Linked DNA regions of Homo sapiens: region 2 is linked to region 1. A link is a loop called in an ENCODE intact Hi-C map of the cell type or tissue named here. Cell type or tissue: heart right ventricle. All regions are shown on one strand. Each heading gives the region's core, and the rest is flanking DNA. Links, peaks and the distances in the headings are about the cores only. Region 1 has its middle 60 kb from the start of TMEM132E-DT. Region 2 overlaps LOC105371738 (a long non-coding RNA gene).

What was found. A loop is a pair of places that touch in the nucleus more often than their neighbours do. Peaks named below come from ENCODE experiments on the same cell type or tissue, not always from the same donor. Only the 100,000 strongest peaks of a DNase experiment are listed, where the experiment ranks them.
Region 2: it touches region 1 in a loop (2.0-fold over the local background); 2 of 110 quality-filtered maps call a loop at or near these places.

The regions. Positions count from the first base shown.
Region 1 is chr17:34,518,135-34,521,041 of GRCh38, forward strand. No RefSeq gene overlaps it. Among named protein-coding and RNA genes, the nearest start is that of TMEM132E-DT, 60 kb to the right of the region's middle. In heart right ventricle, for the core only: a CTCF peak has its summit at 1,364 (motif pointing left); no DNase peak of the experiment used is centred there; H3K27me3 peaks cover 1,663 bases.
Region 2 is chr17:34,473,844-34,476,750 of GRCh38, forward strand. LOC105371738 (a long non-coding RNA gene) reads left to right here. Exons shown (of 4, transcript XR_934687.3): 1 at 1-69; 2 at 1,955-2,011; 3 at 2,813-2,876. Among named protein-coding and RNA genes, the nearest start is that of TMEM132E-DT, 100 kb to the right of the region's middle. In heart right ventricle, for the core only: no CTCF peak of the experiment used is centred there; no DNase peak of the experiment used is centred there; H3K27me3 peaks cover 401 bases.

The DNA of each region.
Region 1 (2,907 bases), core at 159-2,658:
ACTTATTAACGCCATGACCTGGGGTTGCCCATTTAACTGCCCTGGCTTCAGTGTCTGCATCTGTTAAATGGGGATGGATGAAGATTCAAGGTGCGGTTTCAAATAGCCCTTCTTAAATACCAACATGCAAGCAATCACCCTTGGATATCGTTGTCCAGCAGACATTGATTCAGTAGGTCTGGAGTAGGGCCCAAATGTGTGCATTTCTAACCAACTCCCAGGTGATGCTGCTGGTGCTGGCACACCTGGAGGAATGCGCATTTCAAACACCTCATCTAATGACTCGCAAGTAGCGCTAGCTCCCTGGAGTTGCAGGAATGGAGGGGTGCAGCCAGGTGAATACGGGGCCCAGGATATCCCTGGGGACTCTGAGGCTGCTGGAGGCCTCTCCTCCCTTCCACCCAGCCTAGCAGTTTTTAAGTGTGCTAGTACCTTACTAGGGGATCCAATCCCACAACCCCAGCCTTTTAATAGAGATAAGTTTACCAAGAACCTCAAAGGTGACCTCAAAGGGACCTCCCTCCCAATAAATGTGAACTTTGAGAACAAAGGTGGCAGGACAGGGGGTCCCAGAAGGATAATCTGAATAAAGGTGGAGTGGGGTAGAAGGGTGGGCTCCCCAACTCTGCCTTGGCACTAGGGAAAGTGAGTTGAGGACATCACAGACCTGATGGTCAGCTCTGAGAACAGGCCCTTAGGCCTCTGCTCACTCTTAGAGACTAGGCACCCCCAAACTTGGGCTGAGCCTGCTACCCATTTGCATATCCTGCCAGCAGCCGTGGGGCCTCTGGATCCCAGATGGATCCTGGAATCAAATCCTGCCTCTGAGAGTCAGCCACCAACCCCCAGTGTGACCTGGGCCCAGGCACCACCCCTCTGGGCTCCCAGGCTCCTTGCTGTAACATTTGAGGTGGATTCCATGGTTTCTGAGCTTCTTCTCTGGGGCTGTAATCATTCGAATGGAGGCTAGAAGGAGGAGGGCATGCAGGGATAAAGTGACAGCGTGGGGGCATGGAGAACCAAAACACCCAAAGAGAAAAATTCTACTTGTAAACTATTAAATATAGAGTTACTTTGTCAGGAAACAGGGCACACAGCACCATAAAAATTAAAGTAATTTACTATGAAACTCCATCCTGTTTTATTTTGTGTTATTCCCAAGCCAAAACTCCCAAGCTGACCTAAGTCAAGAATATCAACAGCACAGGCAGCAGCAGAGGAAGAAAAGAGAGCGCGTTCTCACCTTAGCACCATCTTGGGGCGACTCAACCCCACCTGTCTCCATGGAAACCAGGCAGAACCTGGTGGTCCAGGACTTGGCCAGAGAACCAGGGCCTTAGCGCCCTCTGTTGGGTGAAGCTGGACACAGCTTAGCCCAGGAGACAGCCCAGAGAGATGGGGGCCCCCATCCAGGCCAGGACAGGGTGGGGTTCAGCATCTCTGAAGGTTCTAAGCTGAGTCAGCCGCCCATCTCATGCCCTGCAAGCACAGCGAGGCTGGTCTCAGGTGCCACTGGTGGAGCAGAAAAAACTAAGGAGTCCCAGGGTTGCGATACTGCCCTACCTCTCACCAACTGGGAAATGCGGTAAGTTGCTGAAACTTTCTGGACCTTGGTTTTGTAAATTTCATCTGTAAAATAGGGATAGTTCCACTCAATTCACAGAGCTGTTGGGAGGAATAAATAAGAGCCTCTATGTCAGGTATCTGACCCTCCTGGGAGTTTAGCACCCTTAAGAAGTCCAGGCCCTTGAAACGGACCCAGACTCTCTGGGAGGAGGCTGCCTGCCCTGTGCACTCTGCACCCACCTCCCCCCACACTCATGCAGTGGCTCCTTGTCTGCTTTGCCTGGAGCATGAAGCCCCAACAGCAATGACAGTGGTGATAGCAGTAAACATTACCCAATTCTTCCTAGGTACACCTCTCATTTAGGTCGCACAACGGTCCTGATCCATGTGCATCCAGTGATGAAAGAGAGAGGTTGAGACCCTCCCAGGTCATACAGCAGCAAGCCAGGGGCTGGGCCTGCATGTGAGCCTAGATCTTTCTGCTCCCAAAGCTTGTGTACTTAACTACTACCCCAGACTTCCTCTCCTGTCATGGAAAGAATCCTGCCCAGAAAACCAGGGCTCCAAATCCTAATCTCAGCATTGCCACTGGGAAACCACGTGACTTGGGCAAATAACTCACCCCTGGCCTCGGTTTCCCTGTCCATTACCAAAGGGGTGAAGAAGATGATCTCTAGGGGCTCTTCTGGCTCTGATGTTGTGATTCCAGTGAGCCGATGGGGTGACAAGGAGTAAAGGCGAGGTTTGGTTCTCCCCAAAAAAAGTGATGACTATGGCAGAGCAGTGACAGCCAAGCCATAGAAGGCCTCCCCAGTGGCCTAATGACCTCTGCTAATGACAGGCTTACACATTGCCCCTGCTGTCTGTATCTGTGTTGGTCATGCCCCTGCTGTCTGTATCTGTATTGGTCACTGCTGCCTGACAGTGGCAAGTCCCCGCATAACCGCAGGGAACAGGAATCTCTGATCCGGCTTTGGATAGAAAACTCTCACCTGCATGTTCTCGCTATCTTACTTTCCCACTTGCTACAGCTCCCCTGGGCTCCTGTGATCAAAGTGTCTTTCCATAAGTCTCCCAGGGCTGGCACAGTCTGGTAGGAGGGGAGGAGACAGTGTGACAGACTCTGACTGAGCAGAGGGAAATCACAGGGAGGCCGCCAAGACATTCCTGCCCGCTTAGGCCAGAAGACATCACCTCCTCGTCCCCCTGGCCTGAGGAAGGCTGGAGGTAGTGCGGCAGGAGGCAACAATGAGAGGTAGGGAAAGGGGTGCAGCGTTCCTGGTCTTTAAAAATGAAGGCCACCACTCCCCTCCTGCCAGCAGATGTTGAACAGTGTGGTCC
Region 2 (2,907 bases), core at 158-2,657, 44 kb before region 1:
CCTGAAAAGGACTCTTCCCCTGGACTGAAACAGGCTTGGCACATCACCTACAGGTATCTGGGCAACCAGGTAAGTCATCTCCCTTCAAATACCTCCAATCCCTGAGATGAGTGCATTTAGATTCGAGGAGGGAGGACAGGAGTGGGGCATGAGGGCCAGATTTGTGTATTTCAGCTCCTCATACTCAGTGTCTTCCTTGTGGTGGCCGTAGTCTTGGCCTAGGCACCCTGTCAACCTGCTCCCCTGGCCCCTGGCTGCCTCTTATTACTATCATTCAAACAGGGGTAAAGTTATGTAGCAAGGTGACCCTGTCCCTCCATTCTGAGGTGGATGGGGAGGCTGGAGACTAAGTAATTAACACACAGTTGGGAGTAAAGGTGCCCAGGGAAATTTCCTGCAGAAGCCAAGCCTGGCAGACGGGAAAGCTCAGCAGGAGCAAGGCAGTGAGGCGGGGCATGGGGCTGGGAAAGCCATGGGCAGCCTCTTTGCACTTTGCCTACTTTTGCTCTGGTAAGAAGCTGTCATGGTGAGGGCAGTGGGGGCCAGGGAGAGGGAAAGTGCAGGGTGCTGGACAGAGAGAGGAGCGGGACCCAGGCCTGGAGAGAAAGGTCATTCTCCTCTGGGTTCTTTCCTGAAGAGGGACAGCCACTACAGTCCTTGGACTCCCAGCCAGGCCATGGGCCTCCTGGCTGGAGGAGTAGGCTTTGAGGAGCTCAGGAGGCTTCTAAACACAGCACACACACAACATGCACATGCAACATAGCAACAACAGACATGAATCACATAGATTGGCAAACAGCAACACACAGTACCATGGCAGGCACACATGCTCAGCCACACGCGCCACACACAAGCAGCAAGAAGTTCACAAGCATGGTCACACATGCAGGGGCACACAATAGCACATGCACACACACATACAGCAACTGCACCCAAGATTTCTTCCACATTTTTCCAAGGAACTGGAGTCTGGAAGCCAACTTCTCAGAGAGAGGCCCCTCACTTCCCTGCCTCCCTTCTGCGTGACTTTACTCCTAGAATCCAGGAGGGGCAGCTGTGAGCCTCACTCCAAAGAGACTGACCAAGCATGGGACCAGGTGTCCAGAGACACAGGTCCGTGCCTGGCTCTGCAGCCCTCTGTCTGGGAGACCTTGGGCAACTCATAATGACTCTGGCCACTTTCCTCATCTGTCCAAAGAGTAAGAGTAAGAATAGTGCCTATTCATGTGATCTCTATTAGGTCTGTAAAAGCACTTTGTAAGTCACAGGCTACCTAGAGATATGACTCCCCAGACTAGGGTGCAGAGCCCCACTCTCAGGCACACACAGCCCTCCAAGAACTCCCTGCTAGGCTCCTAATAACATTCCAGCCAGCCAGGTCTGATCCCAGTTACCCTCAATACAAAAACCCATACCCACAAAGACCTTCTCATTCTAATTTTTGCTTTGTGTCTAATACTTGCTCATGTATTCATTCATTCCGCAGTTACAGGATGCTAGATACAAGGTGCTATGTATGATACAAAAATGGGCATTGCCTGACTTTTGCTCTCAGGCAACTCATGGTCTAGCTCAGCATTCTCCATCCTGGTTAGCAGTCAGAATCCATGGCCTGGAAAGCTTTTAAAACAGCTGGGCCCTATCCCCTGGGATTCATAGTCATTTGATCTGGAATGGGGCTCAGGCATCCATGTTCATTAAAATCCCCCCTCCCTATCCCATCCGGTGATTCTAATGCACAGTCGAGACTAATACCCATCCAACTAGTGGAGAAATTAGACATACACCAAAAGACAGAATGGGACGTTTTACAATGGATGGACACACAATAATAATAGCTAACATTTACTGAGTCATTTTTTGCAGGTGCCTAGCACTGTGCCAACTCATACATTAGCATATTTAGTCTTCCCCAAAACCCAGTAAGGCAGGCCCCATTCTGCTCATTTTACAGATGAATAAATGAGGCTCCAGAGATGAAGTAACATACTCAAGGCAAGACTTTGTAAAGGTAACATTTATGCTGAAAAGAAGACAGAATTTTGCCCTAGAGAGACAGAGAAATGGAAGAATGGGCGTGTTCTCCACCCTGGCTGTCATTAGAATCTATGACCTGGAATGTGTGGGGGTGCAGTCAGTGGCCCTGCTGAGCGGGGCACTGGAATTCTGAAGGGGACTAGAGGGAGCTTAGGTCACAGGGGCTGACAGGGGCCAAACGATGGGAAGATAACTTTTTATGGCAAATAAAACATAGAGCTACTTTACCCAACAGATAACAATTATGTACCTGTTGTGATTATCCCTGGAAGTAGCAGGGATGAAAATAGAATGTCAAGATAGAATCAGAGACAGTGGACCCAGAAGGAGTTTGCTGAGGGGCCGGGGGGGATTATCCTTAACTTTTTGAGCACTGGCAAATAGAAATCAGCCACCATACATCCTTTATTCAGAAGCAACAAAGTGTGAAAAAGAGAGCTTTGAACTGGGGGTCAAAGGCCAAATTCCATATTTTTTCCTCTCTTAACCTGGGCTTCATCATTTGTAAAATGAGGGCAGGGATTGTTGTGTCTAAGTGGTTTTCACACTGAGTTCTGGCAGCCAGTGTCTCAGGGAGAAGCTGGTGAGGGTTGAGGGGTAGCAAGCGGGGGTCTCTAGGCCTCATCCTCTCCAGCTGGGTAGCTCTGCTTTCCTTGGCTTTACACGTTGGCTGTCACAGAAAGTTTCCTTTGACCTGGAGGTTCTGCAGCTAAAACAGTTTGAAAATGCAGCTTTGACTTCTAGTTAAAGATGGCTTTATCTCCTTTCTCCCTAGAAGCCCCTAAAATGATAGCAAACTCTGCAGGGGCTCAGGCCTTGAAGACACCAGGTGCAGGGAGGTGAGAATGACACCTGGAGCTGCAAATGAGG